Linked DNA regions of Homo sapiens: all the other regions are linked to region 1. The links are chromatin loops, found by intact Hi-C in ENCODE. Cell type or tissue: chondrocyte. All regions are shown on one strand. Each heading gives the region's core, and the rest is flanking DNA. Links, peaks and the distances in the headings are about the cores only.

The links. A loop is a pair of places that touch in the nucleus more often than their neighbours do. Peaks named below come from ENCODE experiments on the same cell type or tissue, not always from the same donor. Only the 100,000 strongest peaks of a DNase experiment are listed, where the experiment ranks them.
Region 2: it touches region 1 in a loop (2.5-fold over the local background); 27 of 110 quality-filtered maps call a loop at or near these places.
Region 3: it touches region 1 in a loop (8-fold over the local background); 56 of 110 quality-filtered maps call a loop at or near these places.
Region 4: it touches region 1 in a loop (2.4-fold over the local background); 9 of 110 quality-filtered maps call a loop at or near these places.
Region 5: a loop joins it to region 1, with 2.3 times the contacts of the local background. A loop is called at or near these places in 3 of 110 quality-filtered maps.
Region 6: it touches region 1 in a loop (4-fold over the local background); 11 of 110 quality-filtered maps call a loop at or near these places.
Region 7: a loop joins it to region 1, with 5 times the contacts of the local background. A loop is called at or near these places in 72 of 110 quality-filtered maps.

Annotation. Positions count from the first base shown.
Region 1 is chr6:16,762,858-16,767,092 of GRCh38, reverse strand. ATXN1-AS1 (ATXN1 antisense RNA 1) reads right to left here. Exons shown (of 3, transcript NR_136240.1): 3 at 210-4,235. Among named protein-coding and RNA genes, the nearest start is that of ATXN1, 3.5 kb to the right of the region's middle. RefSeq lists an enhancer at 3,980-4,235. In chondrocyte, for the core only: CTCF peaks have their summits at 2,350 (motif pointing left), 3,666 and 3,885; no DNase peak of the experiment used is centred there.
Region 2 is chr6:16,680,145-16,684,614 of GRCh38, reverse strand. The region is part of intron 2 of ATXN1 (ataxin 1); the gene reads left to right. Among named protein-coding and RNA genes, the nearest start is that of ATXN1-AS1, 79 kb to the left of the region's middle. In chondrocyte, for the core only: no CTCF peak of the experiment used is centred there; no DNase peak of the experiment used is centred there.
Region 3 is chr6:17,083,969-17,088,438 of GRCh38, reverse strand. No RefSeq gene overlaps it. Among named protein-coding and RNA genes, the nearest start is that of STMND1, 16 kb to the left of the region's middle. In chondrocyte, for the core only: CTCF peaks have their summits at 1,690 and 1,889 (motif pointing right); no DNase peak of the experiment used is centred there.
Region 4 is chr6:16,560,156-16,564,625 of GRCh38, reverse strand. All of the region lies in intron 4 of ATXN1 (ataxin 1), which reads left to right. Among named protein-coding and RNA genes, the nearest start is that of ATXN1-AS1, 200 kb to the left of the region's middle. In chondrocyte, for the core only: no CTCF peak of the experiment used is centred there; no DNase peak of the experiment used is centred there.
Region 5 is chr6:17,030,513-17,034,982 of GRCh38, reverse strand. It overlaps LOC105374951 (a long non-coding RNA gene), which reads right to left. Exons shown (of 3, transcript XR_926534.3): 3 at 758-1,144. Among named protein-coding and RNA genes, the nearest start is that of STMND1, 69 kb to the left of the region's middle. In chondrocyte, for the core only: no CTCF peak of the experiment used is centred there; no DNase peak of the experiment used is centred there.
Region 6 is chr6:16,314,291-16,318,760 of GRCh38, reverse strand. The region is part of intron 7 of ATXN1 (ataxin 1); the gene reads left to right. Among named protein-coding and RNA genes, the nearest start is that of GMPR, 78 kb to the right of the region's middle. In chondrocyte, for the core only: CTCF peaks have their summits at 1,662 and 1,925 (motif pointing left); no DNase peak of the experiment used is centred there.
Region 7 is chr6:16,962,857-16,967,326 of GRCh38, reverse strand. No RefSeq gene overlaps it. Among named protein-coding and RNA genes, the nearest start is that of STMND1, 140 kb to the left of the region's middle. In chondrocyte, for the core only: a CTCF peak has its summit at 2,243 (motif pointing right); a DNase peak (open chromatin) is centred at 2,260.

The DNA.
Region 1 (4,235 bases), core at 236-4,235:
CTCCGTCTCTGCAAAAGACACAAAAATTAGCTGGGTGTAGTGGCGCATGCCTGTGGTCCCAGCTACTCAGGGGCTGAGGTAGGAGGATCACTTGAGCCCAGGAGGTGGAGGTTGCAGTGAGCAGAGACTGCACTACTGCACTGCACTGCAGCCTGGGTGACAGACCTAGACCCTGTCTCAAAAAAAAAAGTAAAAAGAAACAGGTAAAATGAAGTTTAATAATATATTTTATTTAACCCAATGTACACTATTAAAAAATAACCCAATATTTTCAACATTTAATCAATGTAAAAATGGAGATATTACATGTGTGTATATATAATACATAAAATTAATAATATAGGAATAATGAATAATATATATTATATGTAAAATATGTATTTTTTATACCAAGTTTTTAAAATCTGAGGAATATTTCACACTTACAGCACATGTTAATTTGGACTAATCACACATTTCAAGTGCTCAGTAGACATAGTGGATAGTGAAGACCTAAAGTACCTTTTTTTCTTTGTTTTTAATTGTAGACAGAGTCTTATTTCAGAGGTGGGTACTATGAAATCACAGACTGTTGGCAGATGTTTGAGTACAATGACTTTAATTTCACTCTTGACTAATGCTAATGTCATTTTCATTCCCAGGAAGCCTGTCTTGCTACAGTTTGGTGGAGGGTCAAGAAAGATGATTCAGAAGTATGTCTTTTAAGAGTCTTGGTGACACGCACAGAGCCCAGTGACTTTAGTCTGGGTGTGGTGAGCTGACCTCAGAGTCTATTGTGTGAGTGTTTTTCACTTTTGAGTTTGTTTTACTTTTGTGGTCTCCCCAGCCTTATTTGTGAGTGCAATCTAAGGAAAGTATATTTGTTTTGCAAGCACACTATGGTTTGCTCAGATTTTTAAATGACATATGTAGGATTACACCCTCTTTATTCTGTCAGTGTTTCCATTAAAAATTCAAACTTTCTGGGATTTATTACACAGCCATAACAAATTGCTCCAGGCAGAAACTTGGCAAACCCTCTTTAGTGTGGGAGAAAAATTCTTTTCAGCATTTTAGAAAAGATAAAAATAAATAAATGTTTACCAACTCAACTTACTCATGTGATTTTGTGATAGGGAAGACATTCAAATAAAATACACATTATATCTTCACATTTGTTTGTCGTACAAATTTGAAATATTAATATTAGCTTATAAGTCAACTTTTGCTCAAGAGTTGTACAACTGTCCCCCCCGCCTCTCAAATTTTTAATGATTCTAATGTTTGATTCTCATATTTGGAAGTCTGATTGCTATGATTCTGGCAGGTGCTGGATCGCATCAACTATGAATCTTTGTGTTTCAACGTGGTAAAAATTAACAGTTTTCCAAAGGTAAGATCTGTTCTGCTCTGATCTCCTTGCACACTAAGATGTCTTACTCAATTTTATATTCTCAAGTCTTAGTTATTGTAGATGCAGAGTAAGTGACTGCTTGTAAATAAATAATAAATATATAAACATATTATCTAAGAATAACTTTGAAAAACCTTTAAAACTGTAAAAAATGCTCTGGATCTTTAGTCTGTATAATTTCCCTCATTTATGAATACCTCAAAGCACTACTGAAACAATTAAATGACTCAATGTTATGAAAGCACGATGTGGTTCCATAACTTTTTGGATACTTGGCTTTTACCAAGTATGTTATCTGCTTCAAGGGAGTTTTTGAGGATGCAATATGGAAGAGTAGTGAAAAGTATGAAATACTACGTAGGTATAACTGAAACCTAAATCCTCACCACTGCAAGCATTAAGGAGAAACCCCTAAAATTATTCTGAGTGTAAACACAGCAAAAGGCGCATGGACCTTAACCAACATGTATGACACCAAATGAAATTAAGTTACCTGATGTAGGGTCCAGTGAACTGACTCTGTTTTTAGATAAACAGGAGCTACTATTAGGGTTGCCTGATTCTGTGTTATCTTTGTTTTTGAGTAAAGCTAAGGCATCTTAGGGTTGCCTGATTCTGTGTTGTGTTATCTTTGTTTTTGAGCAAAGCTAAGGCATCTTTTTCACTTTTGAGGTCCACTTTCTTTTAAGAATTCAAGCCTAAAACTCTAAAGAAGTTTATCTTTATTTTATTCAACTTTCAATCTGTTCAGTTACATAGTTGTTATGACCTGGTAAGCCTATCTGTGTTTGCTCAGTTGATTTGCTTCATTTTGAACTACATAACAGGCTACTTCCAATGAAAACATATACTACAATGTAAAATCTGTCATGATTTGGAGAGACCTGTGCACTGGTTTTATTAAGCACTCTTGTGCTCCCTCTGCTGCCATGAAGAAAATGTTCATGTTCAAGACCCCAGTACATTCCTCAGCAGAGCATTCTTTTTTGGCAATAATGATGCAGATGTGTGCACTTACAGTGCAGTAGTATTTATCCAAAGCATATAACATAATAATTTTTCATTGAAAAGCACAAATTAATAAGGGCTGTACTTACTAAAAAGGAGCAAAAAAGAAATAAATAGAGGAATTAACTTCTGCACTTGTGCCCAAATTTATTTAGGTTGATCCCTGTGGTATAGACCAGTGTTCTTCACATGATAATGTGTTTAGAAATCACCCAGGGGCCTGGTTCAAAGGCAGATTCTGATTTGGTATGTCTGGGGTAGAACCCTTGACTCTGAATGTCTAAAAAGCTCCCAAGTGCTGCTGTGGCGACTTTGAAAACTACACTTTAAGTAAGGGTGTAATATGTAATTATATAATATATACTTGCTGGCCCATTTAACACCTTCAAGAGTAGATACCACCAAAACAGTAAAATAGATATGTGATTACAATTATTTTTCATGGTATTTAAGCAATCTATGACACAGGATACGAGTCAAGCTCATCAGGCCTTATTTATCGATTTCCTGTAATTTCAAAGGTTGACTTATGCTTTTACAAACATAACACCAGCCTTATGAGTAGGACTATAGTACTATATATTTGTCTACTAGCTTCTTGGAAGCTCTGCCCTTTTTCATTGAGTTTTTATTTGCACGAGAAAGTCTTGTTTCTAAAGAATCAGTGCCTGTTATTTGTGATTGTACACTTAATATTTTGCCATCTGAAAACAAAATATTTCAGTACTAAAGGTAATGAGACAGTTTCATGAGTATGGTGTTTATGTTGGATCTTGCAGGAAGAAATAGTTACAGATTTTGGTGGCAGTTTATGGCTTTAAACTTAATGGCTAAGAAAGTAAATGACACATTTCTTATTAATTGTTTTTACCATTTGGGTAATATACATATTTAGCTTCCTTGAGAGAACATTTAAATTAATTGACTAACTGTAATCTGAATTATGTGTTTTAATTTAAGGTTGTTAAAATCACGTAAATTAACTGCTTGTGCCAACGTAAAATTACAATATTAGCTTTTTTTTAACTGAAAATTATCTAAATGTAAGATGTCTAAAAATAGAGTGGAGGTGGATTGGACAGTTTGCAGATTATGAGTTGGAATAAAAACATCGCAGTTAAGCCAAAAACATGGCAACCAATATTTTCTGTTATAAAAATATTTGAGATGAATTTAGTTTTTATGAAAGCTGTCTGAAACTGAAATGAATAGCAGAAGCTTTCTGTTTATTCACAGTCCAGTAATAATAATACCTGCAGCACAAAGCATACGTCTTTTCTATATAAAGCCAACAAGCTTCTGCTCCTTTCTGAAGTCGTCTTTGCCAAGCAGGGTGTTGGGGGCGGGGGTGAGGATAGGGGTGAGGGGACATTTTACCCGGTTATGCTCTTACGTACTAACCTTCACCTTGACAAAGCTTGTCAACGAAAACAAAACCAGTCAGAGCCTTTTCAGGAAACTGATGTTAACTGTCCACTAGAGGCTGTAATGAGACCAACAATGTCACTTTAGACCAACCCGAGGTTTAAACCGTAACAATAATCGATTTTTAAATGGAAAAAAAAAAGTTGTAGAAATGAGTAAGAGTGAACACTAGTAGTTATACTTAAATAGCCACATATATGTGCATGGTATTTCAAAAATGTGAGAAAAAAATATTTCCGGGGCTCTGCACCTTCCTCGCTCGTATGTTTATTTTTATTTATGAAGCACGTAGGCTCTTGCAGGCCAGAGTTGTGTAAAAACTGACACTTTTTTTTTGGTCATCCTGTGCCCTGCCTCAGTTGGTGACTAACCGTTAGGTCATAAGTAAACTCAGCCAAAAGATCTCTCA
Region 2 (4,470 bases), core at 226-4,225, 82 kb after region 1:
CTGTTGTGCGGCCTTTGGCAAATAACCGAAGTTCTCTGAGCCTTAGGAAAATGAGGAAGTTGGGTTATATAAGTGGTTTTCAAATGTGGCTTCAGAAAACCCTGGAGAGCCACTGCACTCCAGCCTGGGCGACAGAGTGAGACAGGCCTCTGTGGAATTAGCCAAGGGTTTGGGTAAGGGGTGGGGCTGAGACCTGAGAATCTTTATGTTACAACAGCTATTAGGCAATGTCAGTTCACAGGACCACTAAATCAAACAATCCTTCAGACCACTTCCGACTCTCAAGTTTCAATAAGTCCCTAGAAAACATCATCCTTGGTCCACAGGAAGCAATCCAATAAGGAACTTGGTCTCCCATAAAGAATCCAATAAAGAAAACTTTAAAATGAGAGGAGGGTTATGGATTTGATCATCTCCAAGGACCCCTGTCAAGCAAGTCTAAGATCTTTCCAAAGGAGATCTGAGAAATATGTCTGTATCCCAAGAAGGTTTGACAATAGTCCCTGAAGTTTGGGGGATGACTTCTAGATATCCCTGTGCCTTCAAGCGTGATCATGGGCTGGATTTGTTGGCCCCATGGTCTGCCTCTGAGTCACAGACAAATGATGAAAAAAAGAACAATTTTCTGTCAGCATGCCAGACCAAGGGAGGGGCCAGGAGAAGAACCGTGAACCATGAACTGTGCCACTGCTGGAGGCACTGACAGCTCCTTGGCACCAGATGTGTGACCTCAACCCCTGCAGCTTGGGCACAGATAATATCTCAGGGCAGGGGATGAGGAATAGAGGAAGAAGGGAAAGTTGCAGGGATCCTGGAGTGTTAATACCCATGGTGGCGGCAGAGCAATTTGCCAGGAAGAAAACTCTCTGGTTAACCCTCCGGCACTAGTTGCCAAGCATGTTTGTACTAGAATGGAGTTCAAAGTTACAAACAGAGCACTGTCTGTTTTTAAGGACTCATATGAAAGGTTTGCTTGTCCTAAGCCTGAATCCAAGAGTCTGTCTGTCATAAACACTTTCAGGTAGCCCAAAAATCCCTTCAATGTGATCTCCAGAATAGGGGAAGACAAAGGACTCAGGTCTTCAGCTGTCTGATGAGGAGTGAGAAATTTTTCTAATGAACATCTCTGGCTTATGGATATTAAGGAGAGTTCAGTGTCAAAAGTTTCTGCAGCGTAGTTAACAGAGGTGGAAAGTTGAAATAACCTTAAAGGCACTGAAGCTGAGAAACTGCCCTCTTTATCCTAACAGCCACAGTTAGTTTTGGAACACTGTCCATGGAGAAGCTCAGGGCTGTCAATTTAGAAAGCAGCTGTGTGCTGGCCCATTGGGCACCATCTTTCTCTCATAGGTTGTTCTAGTCCAAGGTGAAGAAAGCTACATTTTGCTCTAAGCTAGACTGACATATGGACTTCTAGATTTGAACCCTAAACACAGGAGGAAGTGATTGATTGTATTACAAAAAGAATCTTCTTTGGTAAATAACTATTTTTTTTTTTAATGGCCAGATGGGAGAAAGCAAAAGATGCCTTTTCGTGGTGTTTTGGAAACCTAGATCTCATCAACTCCCTGGTTGGTTTTGGCGGTCAAGGCTTTTTATGCCAGAGCAACTGTGAGCCAGGTTTCTGAGGTTCTTCCTGACCCATGTTGGTAGCCTCTTAAAAATAACTGTCATTCCAAGTTCAGCTAAAATATATAACTCAACAAATAAATACATATAAAGCATATGAATAGAAGCGGGAAAGTGAGGATTAACAGACTGGAGAGTAAGAGTCTTGCCATGTAAAATACTATAAAACACTCTTAGGAAGTCTCTTGCTTATGTTATTACTTGTACAGTAAATGTGGAGACCTGGATCTCTTCCTCATGGTCCCTTATTTCTTGTTTTCCTGCTGGGAGGTTTCAAGTAGCTGATCCCTTGCACATGTACTTTAAAACTTCAATTATATTTGTCACTGGCTTATCATGGGCAATGTATGTGAATGTGACTAAGGGTCCTGATAAATTAAATGCCACTTTTACATGTTCCTTTCTTTTTCTTCTATTAGTGTTCTTTAGGACTTTGAATGGGAAATCCTCAAACATGTAAGTCTATGTGGCTTCAGAAAACCCCAGAGAGGCCAGGCGCGGTGGCTCACACCTGTAATCCCAGCACTTTGGGAGGCCGAGGCGGACAGATCACCTGAGGTCAGGAGTTCGAGACAAGCCTGGCCATCATGGTGAAACTGCATCTTTACTAAAAATACAAAAATTAGCTGGGTGTGGTGGTGCACACCTGTAATCCCAGCTACTTGGGAGGCTGAGGCACGAGAATCACTTGAACCTGGGAGGTGGAGGTTGCAGTGAGCTGAGATTGCATCACTGCACTCCAGCCTGGGTGACAGAGTGAGACTCCATCTCAAAAAAAAAAAGTTCTCCCCAGTGGCCTCTACTGAATTATCCAAGTGCTTGGGTAGGGGGTGATGCTGAGGCCTGGGAATCTTTAATAAGAAAGAAGAAGGGAAATTCCTTATGTTGGACCCAACATTGAGTGTGTTCAGATACAGATGTTGGCAGGTATGGGGGCATTCGGAAGGAGAACAGCGGCTAACCAAGCTAACTGAGACTGAGTTCAAGATTCGCTTCTGGTTCAGGGGGACTTTCGTTTTCAGGCTCTAATACATTCAGAAGAGCAAATATTGGTACTTTAATCATGCATCTTTTCCCCCTCAAGTTCTGTATCTGCCACGTGTATATTTTATTTGGCATTTAAATGCACAGTTCTTATAATTGCTGATAAATAGTCTCCATTGCACATTTTGCTGGCACTGTGGCCTCACTGTAAATGCTCTCTGTATGTTCTTGGGAAGTTGCATAATGGCAGTTACTCTAGTTTACTGTGCAATATGCTCAGTGACTAATGGCCTAATCATGACTTGAAAAATATATAAACAGTTCAACAGAAGCAGTTGATTCACTGAGCTCTTTCATCCAGACAAGGGTGAGCTAATGGGAATAAAAAAGACGGAGGTGTGCAGCAGCGTCTTTGATGTATTGAAGTTAGAGCATTCCCACAAATCCCATGCATTATTGCTCATTGATGGCGGATCCTTTTTCATATGCATGAGGCAGGAGTGCCAAATTATCGTCCTAATTGGCTCTGACTTGGTATTCCTTAATGTTCGTGTTACACTTGTTACAACTTTTTTCCTTTCCTCTAAATACTACTGACAGTAACAGCTTTGGAGAGGCAGGCTGTCACGTGGCCCCATGGCGTCACCCTACACTGCAGGCTTAAGTGTGGCTCTGGTCCTGTGCTCTGGTTTCTTGGGATAGAATTACAGCTGAGACTGTGCAGTGCGGACCTGCCTGGTTTACTTCAGGGGCATTGTTGATTGACACAGATTCTTGTTCCCTTGTCCTCAGTGGCACCTTTTCTTCCAAGAGGAACAGAGATAGAGTCTTACAACAGCCATTAAATAGAAGATCCTGGGGTCTACTGGAGCACTGTCCCATTGGTGGGGAGAAATAACAATCATCATCATCATGTCTCCCTTCCTTTGGAATTGATTAGGTAGCTCCTATATTCCACATTCCTCTCACCTGTTGACCACACACAATTTTTGGTCTTGTAGCTTGGCCACTCATTTTAGCTCAATCACTGGTTTAATTTTTTTAATGAAATCACTCAATCGATAGAGGCTAACCTCTCGTAGATGTAATAATTCCAACCATTCTCAAAGAAATAATGAAGGGTGGAATATTATGCTTTCTAAAATAATGGAATTTATTTTTTCTTTATGCCCACAGCTGTTTAGTCCTAAAGAGGGGGAAGAAAGAATCTTTCGATCTTTTGGCATGTTCCATGTCCCGTATTGATGGTCATACTTCAGCTTTTTTCTGGTTGTTTAAGAATTATGTGGCCAATAGGCTGCCTTGTATATAACAGTGAAAAACACCCATTACTTGTATTTGTTTCATTTTAAGGTTTAGGCAGTTGGAGCATAGGACAGTAACTGGTTTCCCTTGTTTTCTGGAACCTGCCCCTTGCTCTCTCTTGGGTGATGCCTCACCCCTGCCCCAGTGTCAGAGCTGCCCTGGGTCCTTCTTCCCTTGAAGGGTCTGATGAATGAACCACACAGCTTGTTAGTATCTCAGTTTGTTAATCCTCCCGGAGGAATGTATGTTTCAAAAAAGAAGCTGAAAAGTATAATGGATGAGAATTTGCTTTGGAACTCAGCACACTGTAGATTAGAGAAGGAAAAGAAAGAAAAGGAAGGAACAGAAGGACATGTTTGGGGGGTAGGGGGCCTTTCTGGGGCTTCTGAAAGCAAATGTTGTGATAATTAGTTACAGTGTCCCAAAGATGCCTGGGTCTACCCCTGACCCTCTACACAGGCCAATTCTGCTCCCACCAGAAAAAAACAAGAGTACAGAGCAAAGAGGCAGGGCAGCAGCCTCTGATACCTATTTGAACTTTACACATTCTGA
Region 3 (4,470 bases), core at 217-4,216, 320 kb before region 1:
CTGTCTCAAAATAAATAAATAAATAAATAAATAAATAAATAAATAAATAAATAAATAAATAAAATAAAAATTAAGGGCTCACCTGATTTGGTCAGGCCCACCCAGGATAATATCTCCTTCAATGAACTCAAAAATCAACTGATGTGAAACCCTAATTATATCTGCAGAATGCCTTCCCCTTTACCATACAGTGTAACCTGTTCATGAGTGTGACATTCCATCATAATCACAGGCTCTACCCACATCCAAAGAAAAGGGATTATTCAGGGTCATATACCAGGGGCCTGGAATTTTAGGGTCCATTTGAGAATTCCACCTGCCACAGAGAGACAGAAAAAGAGGGCAGGGGAAGGATATCATTTGTCAGTTGTTACTCACAATGTCTTCTAAGTAACTAAATATTGTTCTCCAATGCAAACAATGAGCTTTGACTGGCTTTTTGTTATTTTCTTCCTTGAGATCAACCATAAGGTCTTGAATAACTATAAGAATAATTACGGTAATGATGACAGCTACTGCCTCTTGAATGGTTAATACGTGCCTGGCATAAGTTCTTTACAACAAACATATAAGGTAGGTATTATTATACCCATTTTATGGATATAAAGGGAAGATCCCGAGGCTCAGAAATCCTTGAATAACTTGCCTTACACAGCTAGTAACAAAGGGATCAAGAATCAGAGCCAGTTGCTGTCTGATTCTTAATTCAGTGCTAGAGAGAAAAAAATGGGAATGCAGGCAGCAAGGAACCCTGGGTTCCACGCCAAGTTCTGCTTTGTGAACGACCATTTAACTGAATTGCTTTCATTATGGATAAAAGCAACTACCTCTGGCTTTTTGGAAATGCTTCTCTCTGTTGGAAAGAACATATAGCAAAAACTGCTATATATATATATTTTCAACTTGGCCAAAGCATTTTCTATCGATTAGACACAAAATTCCCCATATCCACCTTCTCCTATTTCATCTTAAAGGCTAGAACCAGGCTGTACAATTTTGAGTGGCTGAATTGTGTCTTGTGGGTAAGTTTCTGATTTGAAGAGTGAGTATGCATTTGGAAACATGAAACCGAAGTGCACAGGTGACACTTCCTAAGAGTGCACAGTAATTATCATAGGTAACTTCACCTGGCTGATGACTGGCAGTGCTTCTGTGATTTCATACATTTGAAACTTTTTTGCTGCCTGAAAGCCTAAGGCCATGGAAATGCTGCCTATCAGGTTGAACTACAGGTGTTCTCAAAACTGGGGATCGCCAACTGTTGTTCTTGGAGACCACATGGCTTCATGACTCTAGCTGTTTGCCAGACTGAATGATGCCTAAGAAGAGACAGAAAAGTCTAGGGGAAGGGGAGTAAAGGGTTGGAGTGGGTCACCCTAAAGACAAAGGTGTGGGTGGGGTTGACATAGAGACTTTCATTAAAAAAAATGCTCTCATGCCCTTTTTGTCTCTAGTTTTTGGTTTTTTTCTTATTCTTCTTGAAATAGAGCCTCACTCTGTCACCCAGGTTGGAGTACAGTGGCATGATCTTGGCTCACTGCAATCTCCCCCTCCCGGTTCAAGCGATTCCCTTGCCTCAGGCTCCTAAGTAACCAGGATTACAGGTGTGCGCCCCGGCTAATTGTTGCATTTTGAGTAGAGACAGGGTTTCACCATGTTGGCCAGGTTGGTCTCGAACTCCTGACCTCAAGTGATTCACCCACCTTGGCCTTCCAAAGTGTTGGGATTACAGGCGTGAGCCACCGCGCCCGGATTGTCTCTAGGTTTGTTTGGAGAGAAGCAAGTACCACAATCCTCCGGGAACATCCCGGCTGCTGTTTGAAGAGCAATAGCTCCCAGTCGGTCAGGGCTAAGTAATTAGCATAGCCACCAGGGGGCAATAATACCACAGCGATGATGAAATAGTAATAAGCTTGACTTTATTGTGTCCAAATCACCTACAAGAATAATCTTAGGTGAATGGATTTTGTGCTACTAATAGACTACTATACAATTAAGTACTAATACACTAATTACATTTCCGATTTAAAGTAACAATAATAATCAGTGTACACAGCCTGTACAGTCAGGCAGTCTTCTGTGGGGAAAATTTATCTGCTTCTGCTGTCTGCTCCCTTATAAAGAAATCCTAGCCCCAAAAGGGAGTGTAGTGGGAATTATGGGGCAGGGGATGTAAACAGGAGCAGGGAAAGGGGAAGCTTCCGGATAAGGAAGATGAAGCCCAGGCAGGGGGCAGTGGCTCACTCCTGTAATCCCAGCACTTTAATTGGGAGGCTGAGGCGGGTGGATCACCTGAGGTCAGGAGTTCAAGACTACCCTGGCCAACATGGTGAAACTCCGTCTCTACAAAAACACAAAAATTAGCAGGGTGTGGTGGTGCGTGCCTGTAATCCCAGCTACTTGGGAGGCTGAGGCAGGAGAGTGGCTTGAACCCAGAAGGCAGAGGCTGCAGTGAACTGACATCTCGCCACTGCACTCCAGCCTGGGTGACAAAGCAAGACTCTGTCTCAGAAAAAAAAAAAAAGGAAGATGAAGTCATGAGGAGTGAATTCCCCAGCATCATCTTCCTGGAAACAGGAATGCAGCCCCAAGACTCTGAGTCTCAGCTGCTAGGAACTCTGCGAGATTATGAGTCTTCTCAGTGAAGAGAGGGGCATTGCCTTCTCCATGTGCCCTCGGTGTTTAACAGGGCTTATTGGGTTCCCAACATGAGTAGGCACTGTTCTAGGCCCAGGGTGTATGGGAGAAATAATAATAATAATGCAGACATGGTTCTTGCCCCCAGGAAGTCAGGATCTAGTGGGGATACAGAAAATAAGTTAATTTTCAGACAAACATCTAATCACAAATCATATTAGATGATATAAAGGAAAGTCAAGTTACTACGAGATCATATAACAGAGGGGAGGACACTTAACCTGAAGCTTGAGGGAAGAGAGACACAAACAAACAAAAAAACAAATGGGGAAAGAGTGTTGTAAGTTGACCTTAAGGTATACTGGATTATATATAAAGAGGCTGGTGTCATTTGATGTAAGGTATCCTCTAGCCCACATAAAGGATTTGGGATTTTTATCCTAACTGCAATAATAAGTTTTGAAGGGTTTTATATGGATGATTGACATGGATCCAATTATATTTTTGTGAGATCATTCTGGCTTTCATCTGGGAAAAAAATTGGAGGCAACAAGAGTTAAAGCAGGGGGAATGATTAGGAGTCATTGGGTGATAATGAATGCTTGGTAGTGAGCATAGAGAGAGGTGTACAGATTTCAGATGCCTTTTAGTGAGACTCAGTAAGACTCGCTATTGTGCTGGATGTTGAGGGAGATGTCAAGGAAGACCTCAGCAGATATTTGGTATATGTCAGGGTGGATGTGGGTGACATTTATGGAATTGGGAAAGGCAGATCAAGGGTTCAGTTTTAGGCATAATAATTTTGGATGCCAAGAGACATCCATAAGGGGTTACAAGGCTGGAGCTCAGGAGGAAGGTATAGGCTAGAGATTCAATGTTAAGGATCATCAGCACAAAGCCCTTAGAATGGACGAGATTGCCTGGAAAAACAGCATAGAAAGAGAAGAAGAGAGGGCCAGCTACTCGGGAGACTGAGGCAGGAGAACTGCTTGAACCTGGGAGGTCAAGAAGGGAACAGAGACATGCAAAGGTGAAGGAGCTGCCTGATGTGTAAAAGAAAAACTAGGAGAATGTGGTTTCATGGAAGCCAAGAACAGATCTTTCACAAAGGAGGAGTCGTCGTCTGTGTCAAAAGTTGCTGAGTGATTATCTAAGATAAGGCCTGGAAAGGAGAATTGAATAAAGCAATGTAGAAGCCATTGGTTACCTTCCCAAGAGCACTTTCAGTTATGTGGTGGAAGTGGGAGCCAGATGAGAGGGTTCGAAGAGGAAATAGGCACACAGTACTCAAAAATAAATCACAGGTGGATTCAGGACTTATTTACAAATAAATGGAAGAATGTTTTCATGATTTTAGAGTAAGAAACAACTTCTGAATACATAAGAAAAGGACAAATCATAAAGCTAAGACTGATGAATTTGCCTACTTTTATATTAAGAATTTTGGTTTCTATTCAGTAGCACAATAGGGTGACTATAGTTAACAATAATTTGGCTGGGTGTGGTGACTCATGTGTAATCTCAGCACTTTGGGAGGCCGAGGTGGGCAGATCACTTGAGGTCAGGAGTTCGAGACGAGCCTGGCCCACCTGGGGAAACCTCATCTCTACAAAAACTGCAAAAATTACCTGGGCATGGTGGCATGCACCTGTAGTCCCAGCTACTTGGGAGACTGAGGCAGGAGGATCACTTGAGCCCAGGAGGTGGTGGTTGCAGTGAGCTGAGATCATGCTACTGCACTCCAGCCTGGATGACAGAGTGAGACCCTGTCTCAAAATAATAATAATAATAATAACTTCTCTATATTTAAAAATAACTAAAAGAGTAAAATTG
Region 4 (4,470 bases), core at 252-4,251, 200 kb after region 1:
CATGCAATATGCGGACTTCTGTGACTGACTTCTTTCACTTAGCATAATGCTTTCAAGGATCATCCACATTTCAGCATACATCAGTCATTCATTTCTTGTTATGATGGAATAATGTAACATTGTATGGCTATACCTTATTTTGTTTATTCATTTATCAGTTGATGGACATTTGGGTTGTCTCCACTCTTTCACTATTATGAACAGTGCTGCTATGAACATTCCTTTCCAAGTTTTTGTGTAGACATAGTTTCATTTCTCTGTGCAGCCTACTTTTAGGTAGTTACAAATTAAGATTGTAAGTGATTTTTTTTTCATTTTACACATTTGTTCGCTTCACGATGGCCTCCTCTCTCTTCTTACCTATCTCACTCTCCCAAAAATGATTTTTCTTGAGAACATAGTTGTAGAAGGGTAAGAATATCAACCAACTTTTGCTAAGTATGAATGCCCAGGCGCTCTGCTAAGCATCATGTATGTGTTACAATGTTTCTCACTTTATAGACGGGGGCTGAGGTTTAGAGAGGCTGCTAAGCCTGGAGGTCATTCAGCTGAAAAGGTAGAAGAGCTGGGATTTGGACCCACATCCTGTTTACTCAGCAAGGTCCATGCTGTCTGTTGACTCCCTCATGATATGATCCCAGATCATACACCTGTTGAAATCTTAGAGAATTCTCTTTCTATTCGTGAGCTTCTCCCAATTGTATCCTAAAAAGTAAGGAATATAAATCAGATGCTCCGTCCTAAGCCCTTGGACCTGGAGCGGGCATTTGTGTTCCCCGTTGACAAAAAGATGATGAAATACTTCCTCTGTGTCTGAGTGCAGCGGCGTCATGGACCGGTGTTAAGTTTAACCTGACCCTTCTCTCTGCCCTGCAGTTGCTTCATCTCCTCACCTTAAGACTTCACCTTTCCTTCATTTCAGCTTCCCAGAGATACTGCCACACCCCGGACCTGTGTATCAACTTGAACCCTCACACCCCCCAACTTGGACCTTTCTAAATCTTAAAATCTCAGACTCTGTAGTTCTCTCTGGGCATAGCCTCCTGACCCCCTTGCTTTCCCTCTCTTCCTCAGAACTCAGTTGTCTCCTTATTGTGAGCCCTGACTCATCCCCCACTCTTGGTCACTATAGCCACTTTCTTCAGGCTCCGTATTCCTGCCCCCTAACCAGCCTAGACCTCATGGCTTGAAAGTTTAACTGTGCATGCCCAATAGCTTAGTGCCATGCATTCCTTTCCAGGCACCAATCCTGCATGATCCCCATCACCTGCACAGCTGCTTAGAGGCCCCCAAACCCAACTGATGGGTCCTGATGTAAATTCTTACTGTTAATCTGAGGAGAGTCATCATTGCTTTTCTAGTGGGCTCATAGTCACATTTCTTATGGGATCTATTCCAAACTTTTCCAGTCTCTTCAAAACTTACCCTCACCCTCACTTTGGTAGAGGACCATTTATTCATCTTGCTTTTTTAAAATCTTGAAGAATCCAGGCATGAATCCTTCTACTCTCTTTTTCCCTTTAATTCTGTCCGTTGCTCCTGTCTCACAGTTGCAGACAAGTGTTGCATGCTGTGCTCACGCATCCCAGAGGAGCAAGAAGACCTCCCACTCCGCAAGGCTCCAAGACCCCTCGTTTTCTGGATCCCTCTCTACCCTGACTTCTCTGAGGCTTTGTCACCTAGGTTATCTCCCTCTCCTGCTTGATCTTTCATTATCTTCATCTTAACCAAAACCTTCTCTTCAGTCTATGAATGTGCCTAGTGGTGTGGCCTGTCTTTTAAAAACTAAAGGAGCCCTTATTTTGACCTTGTTCTCCTCAGGCAATTTCCATTTCTCTATTCTTTCTTTAACCTCAACATGTTTTGAAAACATAGTCTGTGTTCTATTCATCCAGATTATTACCACCCACTGAAGTCTTAGTCACCAGTTCTTCTCTGTCATCCAAGCACTGGAAACTTCTCGGCCCAATGTCTTCACTGGCCTAAGATGGACTCAAACTAGTAAGCTTTTATTCAGTGGTTACTCCTAGACCTCTGGGCTGTATTTCCTACGGTGGCTGCTGCCAGCCATTTCATTTCTTTTCTTTTCTTTTTCTTTTGTTTCTTTTCTTTTCTTTTTCCTTTCCTTTCCTTTCCTTTCCTCTCCTCTCCTCTCCTCTCCTCTCCTCTCCTTTTCTTTCTTTTCTTTTCTTCTCCTTCCCCTTCCCCATTCCCCTTCTTTCTTCTTTCTTCTTCTTCTTTTTTTTTTTTTTTGAGACAAGATCTAGCTCTGTTGCCCAGGCTGGAGTACAGTGGGGTGATCTTGGCTCACTGCAACCTCTGCCTCCCGGGCTCAAGTGATCTTCCCATCTCAGCCTCCCAAATAGCTGGGACTACAGGTGCAGGCCACCACACCTGGCTAATTTTTGTATTTTTTGTAGAGGCAGGGTTTTGCTGTGTTGCCCAGGCTGGTCTCCAACTCTGAGCTCAAGCAATCCGCCTGCCTCGGCCTCCCAAAGTGCTGGGATTACAGGTGTGAGCCACTGCATCAGCCTATTTGTTTCTGAAAACACTCTTTATCTGCCTTTATTTTCTCTTACCCTCTACTGCTCTGATCATTTCTTCTTTATGTCTTCCTTCTTTTGTCCCTTTTCGTACTTATTCTTAAAAGTAGATTCTGCCTAAGTGTGTATAACCACTTTTCTTCCTTGTTTACATCTTCCAGGTCCTGAGGGAGTGTTGTGACTTGGTTACAGCCTACCTTCCTAACCTTACTCATTGCAGCCCAGGCTTCCCCATAATTATATACATGTTCCTCTCACACCTCAAGCTCCCTTGGTTTTCTGCTTCTGTTGCATCTCTGGTTTCTTTCACCTAGGATCATCCTCCTGCCTCCCCTCTCTGCATTTCTATATATTCTTTTCCAGGACCACATCAAATTCTGTGTTCTCCTTATGACATAATCTCAAATGACCCCAGGAAGTTATCTTTTTTTTGGTCCACATTTTTAATGGGACCTTTCTTACTTTTACTTGGTTTTCAAATTATTTGTTGAAACACATTTCTTTTAAACTATGTACTCATGAGACAGTATATTGAGAATTTAACCCCTGTCCTTAAACACAGTAAATATTGTGTCAATGTTTGCTAAATGAAAGGAGTGAAAAGTATGGCTCTATGGGAACTTGTTGGTGAATGTCCCATTTTTATTTACCAATGAAGAAAAGCAAAACTTAGCAAAATGTATCTGTGGAGAGGTGGGTGGGAGAGGGTTGTTGTATAGTCTGAACCAAAATAATTAACTCCTGTAATTGCAAAAATATTATCATTGCTCAGTGCACCATTTTGCAGTTAATCAGATAGTTTTAGGGAAATATTAAATGATTCTCAAGCTTGGAAAATAGCAATGAGTGTTATGGCATCACTATACAGCCCAGAATGAACTCATGGATCCTCCAATCTCTTGTATCAGATATACTGCATACTGGATACCCAAGGCATCAGGGATTCAGAGAAATTTTTCCGAAGGTCATCTGGGTAGGAAGCCTGACTTTTATAGAATATTTCATAAAATTCTTTTTATTTTATTTTTCAATAGTTTCTCTACATTGTATACAAAGCACACTAATTACTCACTCCCATTGTCTCCACTAATTACATCACTCCCATTTTGTTCTCCTATGAACAAAGAAGAAAGGAACAAGAGGTTGTTTTTTCATTTTGAAGAGGCAAGGTTGATATGTTTGACTAAAATAAAGTTGGGATTACCTGTGAATTTCAGCCAGCTTTGCCCTCCGGTCCATCAGGTGGACAGTGGAAAATTGACTGTGATGCTAAAAATGGTCATAATTGGGGGAAAGTAAGCTTTACCACCTCTTTTGTGATGCTGAATGTGTCTTCAAGGGAATCAAAAAAGTTGTGCTTGACAGGCAAGGTGAAAAACCCAGGGATTTGCTACAAGAATCTCTGCAGGAGTGGTAGAATGAGAAGCTTCATTGGAGTCTGGGACATTTTAGTGTTGCTGGCCCATTACCCTGAACACTCTTCTAACCTCCTCCAAGACGGGTGTCTGAGAGGAGCTGGGCCCTGCAGACCAATTCTAGTCTTCTCTCTCCACCCCTGCCCCCTTTAGAACAAGCATATTAAAGGAATGTCTGATGAGCTCACTATAGTCTTTGTCAGGACATTTTATTTTTTATTTTTTTATTTTTATTTTTGAGGTGGAGTTTCGCTCTTGCTATCCAAACTGGAGTGCAATGGTGTGATCTCGGTGCACTGCAACCTCCGCCTCCCCGTTTAAACGATTCTCCTGCCTCAGCCTCCCGAGTAGCTGGGATTACAAGCACCTGCCACCATGCCCAGCAAATTTTTGTATTTTTAGTAGAGACGGGGTTTCACCATGTTGGCCAGGCTGGTCTCCAGCTCCTGTCAGGACATTTTTACAGCTGTTTTCGTTCTAACCCTAACTGATGACCATTGGAAGACCTAAAA
Region 5 (4,470 bases), core at 263-4,262, 270 kb before region 1:
CAGCTAGTCCAAGGATGCTAAGGCAGAAAGAACCTGAATCGTTTGAGGGACAGAAAGAGGGCAAATGGGGTGGTCATGATCTTTGTGAAAAAGGGATCCAAATTTAAAAGAGAAAATTCTGGTTTACTATCTTATCAGTTTCTTCATCTATACAAAGGGATGACATGTTTCTCCAGCAACTATTTGGTTACTCAGTGGAATAGTTCTTACAGGCAAGTCAGGATAAATGCTTGATTCTTTCCCCCTTGCAATTATTATCTTTATTAAAGCTCAAATTGTTCCATATTTGACCTTACCCTCTTGTTATAGAATAAAAAGAGATCATGGTAGCCATTATTATAATCACCGTTATTAATAACACATCCATAGTAAATAAAGCCTGGCCAGCTTGCCTTTTTTCATAAGAACATGACCCTGTTCTAGTCAATGCTTAATCAGAAAGGCACTGTGTAGCGAGCACAACAGCCATGTAATTTGAAGTTATCACATCTAACTTGTAAGGTAACTATTCTTGTCATCATATAGATAAGGAAATGAAGGCTCTCAGGGGTTGAATAATATTACCAAAAACAAATATCTAATGTAAGTAATAAGACCGCAATTTTATTTTTTATTTTTTTGAGACAGGGTCTCTCTCTGTCACCCAGGCTGGAGTGCAGTGGCACGATCATGGCTCACTGTAGCCTCAATTTCCCAAGTTCGGACGATTCTCCTGCCTTAGCCTACCGAGTAGCTGGGACTACAGATGCACCACCATGCTCAGCTAATTTTTGTATTTTTTGCAGAGATGGGGGTCTCACTATGTTGCCCAGGCTAAGATTGCCATTTTAACTCAGTTTTGTCTTGCTTCAAAGCACAAAGTGTTTCTTCTATACCATACCTCTTTGCAAACTCATCCGGAGCAGGCAGGGAGCAATGGTTTTATCTATATTGTAGTATCGCCTGCAGATGCAGACACTGTGATAAATCTTTTTTAGATGGAGAATCTGATGAACATGATGATAATACCGGAATGATGATGATAAAGTAGAACAAAGTGAATTGGAGAAATGAATTGCTTCAGCCATGTTCCTGTCCTCAGGTGTTCAGCTGCTTCTGATAAAAGCACAATCTTCCACTGCAGTTAACGCTGTGTAGGCTTGGCCTGAGAGAATCAAGAATAAAGCTGATTGCAAACTTGGTGCATAACAGAGAAAATAAAGACATCATTTACTGACTGATTTGGACTAAGAAAAGATGTATTTACTTGCAGTTTATTATGTTGAATGTGACAGGCATACATTTGTGCTTTTTATTGAATGATGACTTACTACATACAGGAATTGGTGCAATTTGTAATGCAGATTATGTTTTTAAACAAAAAAGGGTGCAAATACACTGATGGCTGTCACATGACTCGCTCTGCACTTCTCAAAAAGTGGCTGGAGCGTGGGCGGAACGACAAATATACCCTAGATGCACAAATGTAATTTCCAAAGAAGAAGATTCTGGGCAGCTTCCAATTCAGTCGGGCAGATTTAGACAGAAGAAATCCATGGCTAAGAAAAGCTAAGTATCCTAAAATAGCAGGAATTGGAGTAGGATCATGTGAATCACTCCCATTAACTGCTGAGATGCCTCCAGACAGAGCAAGAAGAGCCACAGCTAAAATCAGGATGTGGCGTGAAAGCGTCCATGTTGGATCTCTGTAAGATTCCTAAAGTTAAATACCTGGGAATCCCATTTTTCTTCTAATGATGGGAGGTGGGAGCATGGGAAAGACGGAGGAATCTCCATTCTATGTGAAATGCAACGGAATGAGGGCTTGGCTCACAGCTGATTTTCTGAGTAATGAGTTTGGTGACCTCACCAGCTTCTAGGCATTGGGCCAGATCTTGTCTCGTGATGCACATTTGTACAATTCCTCGAGGATGCAGACTTGGGTTTTCCACTTGAAGTGAGTTTGTGAATTTACAAGTGGGCAGGCTTCAGTCTATTTTCCGTGATAATCAACCATCATATTTGTTTCCTTCAAAACATAACTGCAGTTAAAACATCCTAGTTTCTTTGAGATAAAGGCAAATTTTATTAATTGCTTTTCTTCATCTGACTGTTTGGGCTTTACAGCTCACTTCCTCCAGTGATCCAGCCATTAAGGAGTGTTCATTCATGCTAACAGCTTCCATTTAAACTGCTTGTGACTAATATTAGAGGGAATGGATGATTAAAGGGGCAACCCATGCAAATATTTGAAAATAAATAGAAACGTTTTTATTCCGAGGCTTTTATTTGCCTTGAGGGAAGGCAAAGCTGGGCATGACATAATTTTCAAATTATGTTTCATGGCTTTTTCATCACTTCAAATATGAGTCTCTTTTGTTTAACAGAGATGTCGTGGCCTGGGAAAAATGACACGTCAGAATGGTTTCTTCTCTTACGATCTTGGCGCTTCACAATTAGTAATAATTCTGCTATGGAGATTTTGACTCTGACCTCCCCCAGTTGGTAATTTACCATAGACAACTTTCCCTCCTAATAATCTGTAGGGCCTACCCCCTAGCTCACACCTGTTGGAAAGCCCTGGCTCTTGTGCGAGAGCCCCCCAGTGCATTTCAAAGAAAGGCTCAGCTTGCCAGCTCTTGTCAAAAGTTATCACAGACCGCGATTCCATTTAAGGCCCGGGCGCAGCATCAGAGGCCAGAACAACTCTACGTCTATACTGCAAATCCCTGCCCAGCGAATTCATGCTGCAACCAGCGCACAGCAGCGGGCCGGCGCCTGTTTTGCACGGTGGTGAGGCGGCGGGTCTATTTTTAGGCAGCTGATGGTAGATTTGCCTTCCACAGATCTGCTTTCCCCCCTCTGATTACAAAAAGAGGGCCTGCGTCTGTGCAAATGAAAATCAATGGGTGAGCCAAGGAGTGCCAGCGCGCTCTGAAGCCCTCTTTGTTCCTCAAAGGCTCCAAGCCTCTGTGCGGCGATGCCCCGCCTTGCCTCAGAAGCTGCCTTGCCTCAGAGGCTATTTGGATGCAGAGGTGTTTTGACCAAGGGCATTTGGTCTTGTTTTGTTTTGTTTTGTTTCATGTTCCAGGCAGGACATGAAATAGGAAAAAAGGAATGGAAATCGCCATTTCCACCCTCCCCACAACTTCCCTGCCATGACAACTCGCCGGCCTCGCGTGTACCTCCAGAGCCCTCTAGGACAAGCCTGGGGGCTGTGTGGGTGGCAGCAGCAGTAAGGAGAAAGAAGCGGGAAGAGAGGCACCTGCTTGTCCTCAAGTAGAAGCAAACGAGTGGCCTCAGTATCCTTTTCATTCTCCTCCTGAGCCACTGCCAGCTTGAGTGAACTTTCCTAGGACTAGTACTAGTGTCTGTGGGGAAGGGACTGCTGTAATAAAGTGCCACAGATGAGGGCTAAACAGCAGAAATGGATCTCTCACAGTTCTGCAGGCTGCAAGTCTGAGATGAAGTATCATCTGGGCTTGTTCCTTCTGAGGACTGGGAGAAAAAATCTGTCCCAGGCTTCGCCCCTGGCTTCTGGTGGTTTGCCTTCAGTCTTCAGCGTTCCTTGGCTTGCAGAAGCATCACCCCACTATCTGCCTTCATCTCCACTTGGAGGTCTCTGTGTGTGGATGTGTCTGTGTCCAAATTTCCTCTTTTTAAAAGGACACCGGTCATGTTGGATTAGGCCTGTCTTAATGACCTCATTCTAACTTGATAACCTCTATAAAGGTCATCAGAATGTGACCTTTTCCAAACAAAGTCACATTTGGAGGTTCTGGGGGTTAGGACTTCAGCATATCTGTTTTGAGAGGACACAATTCAACCCATAACAGAACCCATGTTGAATTTCTTTTATAAATTCTATCATCTGTGCAAGTGCAACCTCTAGCACATTAGTCATGATGCTCTTCCCCAATTCGGGGCTGCTGCTGTTCTTCATGGGGTGGGATGATGGGTGCTATTGGCATTCTTTGAACCTGGCATGCCAGAGAAGAGTGAGAAGTTTTCCTTGCCTCTGGCTTTATCTTTTCCACGCTTCTCTCTGAAGAGAAAAGACAATTCTGAGGCTACTAACTTGGCATTTGTGTCGAGGGTCAAGGCCCATAAGGGAAGGTAGGTTTATTCAGCCAGTGCTTGCTGTAAAGACCCACAGTAGCTGGCTGGCCCTGAAGGCAGAGCCCTCTGCTCCTACATAGGCAAAAGCAAATTGTACTGGCAGCTTCCCCTTCTCCCCAGATCTGCCACTCACACCTATGCACCCTCCTTCCACCTGCACACCAGAAAGGGTGGGGGAGTCGGCACTGTTGTGGGTGTCCCAGATCAGAACTCACTTCCTGAGTCTCAGGTTTGCAGGTGGTATTGTTTCTTACCTGCTGGACTCTGCATCTGGCCAGCCTGCCCACTGGACCAGCTCTCCAGGCTACGTAGATCAATAGGGACTACCTGATTCTTTATGTACATTTTTTTCTCAGGAATTTGATTCCTTAA
Region 6 (4,470 bases), core at 246-4,245, 450 kb after region 1:
ATGTGTAAGAAAAACCCAGCTTTTAATGTGGGATTTGTGTTAGGAGGCGTCCCGGTGCTAGGGTGTGGGTTTACTGAACAACCCTGAAACACTTCCACCAAGGACTGAGTCAGGCTTTGCGTGAACATGATTCAGTGTTTTAAATAGAACACTCACAGAGATTCTTACACTCAGCCAAAGCGTTTTGACTGTTTTTATTAATGATTTTTAAACATTGCAGTAAATGGGTCTCTCGCTTACCCCCTTCATCTTTGAGACGGGGTTTTCTGATTTTTTTCATGCTGAGAACGTAACCATGCAGACTTAGCCTTCCAGGAAAGCAGACCGGCCTTTCTCTACAGGTAAAACAAGACTGAGAATTTCACTTGCAGACAAAGTTAAGAATGCCCAATTTAATAATTTCGCCAAAAAACAAGACATACTTACTGAAACCTAGCTTATGAGAGAATTCATTGCTCCCAGCAACAGGCGAAATTTGTATGTCTGGGATAGTGTCATGAAAAAATGTTTTGTAAAACAGATGCCCTTCGCAATTTGTGAAAACAGGGACTCTTGTGAAGGAAATGGGAGACATATTTAAACAACAGACGTTTTGTTTTCTTTCTATCTTGTTTTTGGTGATATGTACATATGTGTGTATATAGACATAGCACCAATCTAAGATTGAAATATACAATCAAACAGCATAAATATGCGTGTATGTGCATAGTGTTTAGATATAGTAGTTATTGACTAAGTGGTGAAAGGAATTTTATTGAATTTTCATACAGAGGAGCTAAAATTTTTCTTAAAAGCCAGTCATTAGTCAGATTAGGAAGGTGACATTTAAAAAATAATTATGAGCCCAGAAGTGAGTCGGTGTTGTCTCCCTGTCTAGGTTCGTCCATCCAAAATGGGAGTTGGAGGTGACAGTTCTAGAGGAGTCGATTTAGGGGGATGGATGGAGGAAGGGGTAGGCAGATCTCTTATAACCACACTGATGAGCACATGGGCTTGCTGGCAGCAGTGGGAGGAGGGAGGGAAAGAGTGGAGGAGGGTGGGAGGCGGTCCACCCCCAAAAGCAAGAGGTGCTGGCGACAGGGCATCCAGAGATGAAAGACAGAGGGCCCTCAAGCTTACAAAAGTATAAAGGCCATCCCTGGGCGCGGTGGCTCACACCTGTAATCCCAGCACTTTGGGAGGCCGAGGTGGGTGGATCATCTGAGGTCAAGAGTTCAAGACCAGCCTGACTAACATGGTGAAAACCCGTCTCTACTAAATACAAAAAAATTAGCCTGGTGTGGTGGCAGGCGCCTATAATCCCAGCTACTTGGGAGGCTGAGGCAGGAGAATTGCTTGAACCTGGGAGGCAGAGGTTACCGTGAATCAAGATGGCACCACTACACTCTAGCCTTGGCGACAGAGTGAGACTCTGTCTCAAAAAAAAAGAAAGAAAGAAAGAAAGAAAAGTTATAAAGGCTATTCTACTTACTGCTTAGGGTGTTTGAAACAGGATATATTTACTGGATGAAAAAATGGGCTATATTGAGCTGTCTGGCGTTATGTAACGTGCTTTGGTTATCTGTGGTACTGCTCCCATGAGTTTATTTTCATTGGGATTTAATCAGAAACCATTCTGGAAAATGTGTGGAACCCCAGCAAGATCATAAAATGACTTAATGATTACTAACACAGCTGCAAGAACGAGAGTGGAGAGAAAATAACTGAAGTGTGATTCAATAAAATCATGACGACCTCAGCATCTGACAAGGTGAGGTGGCTATGGCTCCGCTGAGAAAGCTGCCTGTTAGGCGGTAAAGCCACACCCTGGAGAAAGCACTGCTCCTCTCCCTGGGGGAGGTCACAGCCCACTTTAGTTCTGGCTGGTTAAAAAAAAAAAAAAAAAAAAAAAAAAAGACAGGCAGTCTCTCTATTGCCCCCTGTTGTCCACTTGTACCATTGCAATGTTTTTCCATACAGAAGGCAAACAGAACTATTCTTTCAGTTTTTTTTTTGTTTTGTTTTTGTTTTTTTTAAGACGGAGTCTTGCACTGTCACCTGGGCTGGGGTGCAATGGCGTGATCTTGGCTCACTGCAACCTCCGCCTCCCAGGTTCAAGCAATTCTCCTGCTTCAGCCTTCAGAGTAGCTGAGATTACAGGCACCTGCTCCCACGCCTGGCTAATTTTTTTGTATTTTTAGTAGAGACAGGGTTTCACCATGTTGGTCAGGCTGGTCTTGAACTCCTGACCTCATGATCAGCCCGCCTCTGCCTCCCAAAGTGGTGGGATTACAGGTGTGAGCCACCATGCCCGGCCTCTTCTTTCAGATTTTAACTGAGCACCTATTACTTGCTAGGAAGTCTTTTAGACTCTGGAGATAGAACACTGAGTTTGGGGAAAGAGGCAAAACAGACAAATATACAAGTAAATAAAAAAGAATGCATAAGAAGATAACCAGTCCCTTTTGGCACCAGGGACTGGTTTCATGGAAGAAGATTTTTTGGCAGGATGGGAAGAGGGAGGGGGATGGTTTTGGGATGAAACTGTTCCACCTCAGATCATCAGGCATTAGTTAGATTCTCATAAGGAGTGCACAACCTGGATTCCTTGCATGCGCAGTTTACAATAGGGTTCACGCTCCTATGAGAATCTAATGCTTGCGACTGATCTGACAGGAGGCGGAGCTCAGTCTGGAATGGTTGCTCACCTCCAGCTGTGCAGCCCAGTACCTAACAGGCCATGGACTGCTACTGGTCTGTTGCCTGGGGGTTGGGGATCCCTGGTATAAAGAGGAGAAGGGGCCAGGCTAGGTGGCTCATGCTTGTAATCTCAGCACTTTGGGAGGCTGAGGCAAGAGGGCACTTGAGGCCAGGAGTTTTGAAACCAGCCAGGCCAACATAGCAAGGCTCCATCTCTACATAATGATCATCATTATCTTCACCAACAAAACATTAGCTGGACATGGTGGTGCATGCATGTGGTCCCAACTACTCAGGCGGCTGAGGCAGGAAGATATCTTGAGCCCACGAGGTCAAGGCTGCAGTGAGCCATGATCATGCTACTGTACTCCAGCCTGGGCAACAGAACAAGACCCTATCTCAAAATAAAAAAAGGAAGCTATGGAAACTAGAGGGTTGTTATTTTAAATAGAACTGTCAGGGGAGTTCTCTCTGAAAAGGACAGTGGGTGGCAACAGTACGTGAGGCAAAAAAGATTCCAAATGAATGGAGAGAGTAGCAGGTGCCCAGACGGAAGGCGCAAGAGGGGTTAAAGAACCAGCAAGGAGACCACTGTTGCTACAGTGTAGGGAGTAAGGGGCACATGCAGACCACATCAGGCTTGCATGTGGTGACCGAGCGAGTGAGATGCAGCTTGGCCAGGACAAAGGTGGTGGAGGTAGTAAAAAAATAGTATCATTCTAGGTGTATTTGGAAAAGGAACCCATACAGTTTGCTTATAATTGGGATGTTTGTGATGTAAGAGAAAGAGCGGAAGAAAGTATGATTCCAAGGTGCTTGATTGAACAGCCGGAAGAATGGGATACCATTTATGGAGATGGGGAAGAACATGGGATGGCCACCGGGCAGGGGCACATCGGGAGGTCTGGTGTGTTTTAGGTCACTTTAAGTTTGAGTTGCCCATTCGACATCTGAGTGGACGTCATCGGATAGTGTGGTCACTGGTGTCCAAATGTACCCGTTTTGCGTGTATGTTCTGTCTCCTGGTGGGAGGCAAGAAACTAGGTCTTAACCAATAGATACTCTTCTAAGGTTCCTAACACTTAGCAGGTGCTCGGTGTATACTTGTTGAACTTTTATTAAAACTGGAAAGCCTGAAATGTATCATTAGGAACCCTCAATAATATTTTGAGGCCGGGCACGGTGGCTCACACCTGTAATCCCAGCACTTTAGGAGGCCAAGGCAGGCAGATCACTTGAGGTCAGGAGTTCAAGACCAGCCTGGCCAACATGGTAAAACCCCGTCTCTACTAAACATACAAAAATTAGCCAGGTGTGGTGGCTTATGCCTCCCAGCTACTCGGGAGGCTGAGGCAGGAGAATCGCTTGAACCCAGGAGGTGGAGTTTGCAGTGAGCCGAGATAGTGCCACTACATTCCAGCCTGGGCAACAGAGCAAGACTCCATCTCAAAAAAAAAAATAATAATAATAACAATATTTTGAAGCTATCAGCATCATAGAGAATACCCATATGGGTTTTAAATTCAAGGAATTCACAGACTTATTGTTCCAGTTGAAGATGACATCATCCTACAAAATCACACCGTCTCTGTTTCACATCCAAACCAGTCCCCGCTGGCATTGACAGCATGTTTTGAGATGGAGAAGGCTCCTCTCCAAGGGAATTTCAAGCAACAGATTTGATGATATATATTCTCACTGAGAAACCCCTCAGTGAGATTTCTTCATTAACGGTTAATGATCAGTTAACCTTTAAGAATGTTTATATCCTTATGACAAACCTAATTATAA
Region 7 (4,470 bases), core at 226-4,225, 200 kb before region 1:
ATGAGTCCACGGCTCCATGGCATCACATGGATATGGAGTACCCAGCCAGGTTGATGAGTGTTGACAATAGTGCATGAACAGATTGGGCAACACAGGCTTTATATATAGTCATTGATTTCTGATTGTAGAGATTTTATTAACTTTTTCCATTTTGTTCAGAATAGGGGTGGATGTTTTGATAAGTGTGTATAGGAGGCCACATTTTCCCTTTTGCCTCAGATTCCAATGTGCATTGCTGCTGCTCAGCTTTTTCAGATTCCAGAGACCGGGTCAAATGCCTACTTCTGCCCACACCATTGATTCACAATCCTGGCTGCCCATGACACTCACTGAGGGAGTCATGAAAACAGCTCCATGCCTGGGGCCCATCCCCAGAGGCCACTTCCCTTTGTCTGGGTGGTTCAGAATGGGGCCTGACATTGGGTTTGTTGCAGAACTCTCCAGTTTATTCCAATGTGTGGCCAAGGTTGACGATGACTTTGCTACATTACACTGCCTTTCTTGAAGGATCACAGGAGGCTAGCACACAAAATGCAACTCTCTCTGAGCATAAGGTAAGGTGAGGTCAGCTGGAAAGCACATGTGCTTCCAGCTCGGAATAAGAATTGTGGCATTTTAGATCTAGATGGTGCCTTAGGAGTCAGAATGTTTGAGCTAAAAGGACCTGGAATTAGATTGCCAATTTCACTGATGAGTAAACAGAAACTCAGAAAAGTTACCCCAACTTGCTAACAAGAGGCAGAGAGACAACAGGAGCAAAAGGCTCCTGACCTCAGCCCGAGCCCTTTTCAAGGAACCCATCAGAGAAAAAACACTTTCGGCTCTCACCAAAAAGAAATGAAAGCAGCCACCAGCATCCATAGCTCTCCTCCAAACATAAGAATCTACTTAATTCAGTGTTTTAAAATTTTCTTTTCCAGAATAAACCTGATTAATCCAAATCCCCATTTATAAAGTGACAATTTGCAGGCCAAATGGTTTTTCTGATCCATACTATGTTTTCAAAAGTTGATCCAGGCCGGGCGCGGTGGCTTATGCCTGTAATTCCAGCACTTTGGGAGGCCGAGGTGGGCAGATCACCTGAGGTCAGGAGTTCAAGACCAGCCTGGCCAACTTGGTGAAACCCCGTTATCTACTAAAAACACAAAAATTAGCCAGATGTGGTGATGGGCGCCTGTAATCCCAGCTACTTGGAAGGCTGAGGCAGGAGAATTGCTTGAACTGGGAGGCGGAGGTTGCAGTGACCCAAGATCTTGCCATTGCACTCCAGCCTGGGCAACAGGAGTGAAACTCTGTCTCAAAAAAAAAAAAAAAAAAAAGTCGATCCAACATTTAAACATGGGGAGATTTTCCATTACATTTTACATAATGTATATGCTTCTACTGAATACCTGGAATACTTGGCAATATCCCTGACGGTAGCACCGGCCAGAGCTGAGTCATTGCTGCCTATTGTAAAGAGGCCCAAGCCCTCCTATTTTTGTTACAGCCTCCACTACTTCCAATCCTAGTCATGACTCTAGGCTGTCTAAATGTCACCGAAAAATTTAAAATTGAAGTCGACATCTCGGAAATGCCAGAATCCCCCACCCAGTCTGTTTTATGCATTCACGTTAACTGTTAGGCCCCGGTGGCATTTGAGCTTGCAACCCTGATTTTGTCATGATAGGTCCACAACGCACCAAACGCTGGGGCAGAAAGAGCAGCCCAGGCTGCGTGGTGAGGCTATTTTTCTGCAGCGGAGACCTGAGGAGGTCTTTTACGAAGGCTTATGAGGGCAGGACCTTCTATTCCTGGTTTCCCTACCACATCGCTTGGTTTTCAGTTGCATCTATAAACCCCAAACTATTCAACATTTTTTTTTTTCATTCAAAATCTTTGTTCTATGTCATCAAGGTTTTTCTTCCTGCCTGATTTGTTTGTGCTCTTCTCCTATCCCAGAATGCCCTCCCTCTTTTTATCTGAAGTCCAATCATCCTTCTAGGCTCAGCTTCCTGGATTACTCTGATCCGTGTGGGTCTCTCCCTTCTAGGAAACTCGTATGACCTCAAGTCGATAGAGAAACCGTATGTTCCTTTTATTTCCCCAGGTCAGAGGATAAGCTCCTTAGATTTGCCTGTGTGTAATTCCTTTGAATCCTCCCTAACACCCAGGACCGGACTGGGTACACAGACCATGGTGTGACCCAGGGTCCCCTCTACTTTCCTCCAGCCGGTCGGAACAGGCGATGCAGCTCCCACTACCAGCCACGAGAGGTCGCTCATCCACACACATCTTGCCCTGCCCAGGTTCCGTGCTGCACGTAGATTACTCGAGCCTCTGGAAGTAGGGCAGGCTAATTTATCTCCTCTCCAACACAGCCTCGGGCCATCAGAGCCTCTGATGTCAGGGTCCCTGCCGTGCAAGCTGCAGAATGAAAACACTGCAAATAAGAAAGGTCACTGCATCCGCTCTGCACATTTACTTCTCACCTGAAATCTCTGCCTCGCTAGCAACATGCCAGCTCAGGCTCGGAAGATTTTCCCAACTCAGTATTCCAGCAGGAGGGAGAAGAAATCTGTGACTACTGCATGTATTATGGGTGTGCTTTTACAGATTATTGCATCAAGTCCATGGTCCAGCAATGTGCCAAGAAAGGGTTCCATGCTCTTTCTTCTGCTCCGATCCCCAGGGAGTTTCTGACCAGAGCACTGATACTCCGACTCTGTTCTGCTTTTGCTACTGCTGTTCTCCACTAATAACAACACTGACCTTTTAAAACAGGCCTTCTCGAATGAGCCAGCCTTAAAGTAGAGGTAGTGGCCAGGTGTTATTTCAGAGATTTGATGAATCCAAAGCAGCAACATGAAGGGAGCACACTAATTCCAAAAATGGGATAGATGCCACAGGAAGGTGGGAGAGCAAAAAATGTAGGTACCTAAGGTAATACCAACCACGCATGCCCAAGTACCCAGCATGGTGTCACGTTGGCATGGCAGACCAGAATGCCGACACTGGTTGAGTCTGAGTGATTGTAAAGGTTTAGCAAGGAAATGTGTCAGTCAGAGAGATTCAAATAGGTGTCCAGAGACTGGGAAGGAAGGTAGCATAGAGCTCTGCCTGGAAGCCCTGGACTCCAAAGCCCCAAGCACAGGCTTTCTGGGCTGGCTAACACGTTTCAAGACGGTCTCTAAGGAGCATTCAGACCTACTGGCAAACCTTAAAGGAAAGTCGAATTTGCCCATCGATTTCACCAGTCACTTGCACCATGATCAAAAAGATGTATTTATTAGTAGAGGCAGCACAGCGTCTGGGGAGCCGGACTCCCAAAGTGAGAATCAGAGTTCTGACATTGACTAGCCATGGCTTAAACTCTCCGAGCCTCAGTTTACACATCTGTTAAAAGGAGACTAATAACAGTACCTAAGCAAGGGTTACTATCAGGATTAAAATGCTTAGAACAGTACCCAATGCACAGCAAACACTTACGTAAATATAAGCTGTTATCACTAATGTTATTATTAATTTTGTTATCCATTCTGCACAAAACACACAGTGAATCCCCTATTTTCCAGGCCTGGCTGTGTCTGAAATAAAGAACACCAAAGAACTTTTTCAGAAATAGTGTCAATTTCATACCTAAGCAACGACAATGTCACTTTCAGTTCAGCAAGGCTCTCTCCTTTCCTATAGAGTGAAGTTGATAATTGTCTTAGAGCTACTTATTTCACTTTATCCTCCCACTCTTTAAAACAAGTCTAAAAAACTTGGGTGAGAACATATTCAACGATTCATTAATTCAACAAATATTTCCTGAGAGCCTGTTATGTGCCAAGCATTGTTTCAGGTGCTGGGATGTAGCAGCGAGGCAAATCCTCTGTCCTGCCCTAATGAGGGTTACATTCTGGTATGTGGGCACAGGCAAAAAAGGAGCAGGGAAGCAGATGAGGTAGTTCAGATAGTGTTGGATGCAATAAAGGAAATTAACAGGGTGACTTGGAGGGCCACACTGTTAATCTTACTTAAGATGGGATGATCAAGCAAAACATGTCTGGAAAATGACGTGTGAGCTAAGATCTGGAAGATGACAAGAACTAGACATGCAGACAGGCAGCCAGTGCACAGGTACAGAAAGTGGAAGGGACCCTGGGGTGAGAATGAACTTGGGCAATTCAAGGACAGAAAGAAGGCCTAGGGACAGAGTATAATGAAAAAGGGGCGTCTTTGTCCTGTAGTATTCTGCTGTAACAGAATTCAACAGACTGGATAATTTATAAAGAACTAAAATTTATTTCTTACAGTTCTGGAAGCTGGAAAGTCCAAGATGAAGGCACCAGCAGGTTTGGTGTCTGGTGAGAGCATGTCTCTGCTTCCAAGATGGTTCCTTAAACATTGAATCCTTCAGGGAGGAGGAACACTGTTCTTCATGTGGCTGACGACCAGAAGAGAGCAAACCCATAAACTCTTTTTTATAATGGCATTAATCCATTT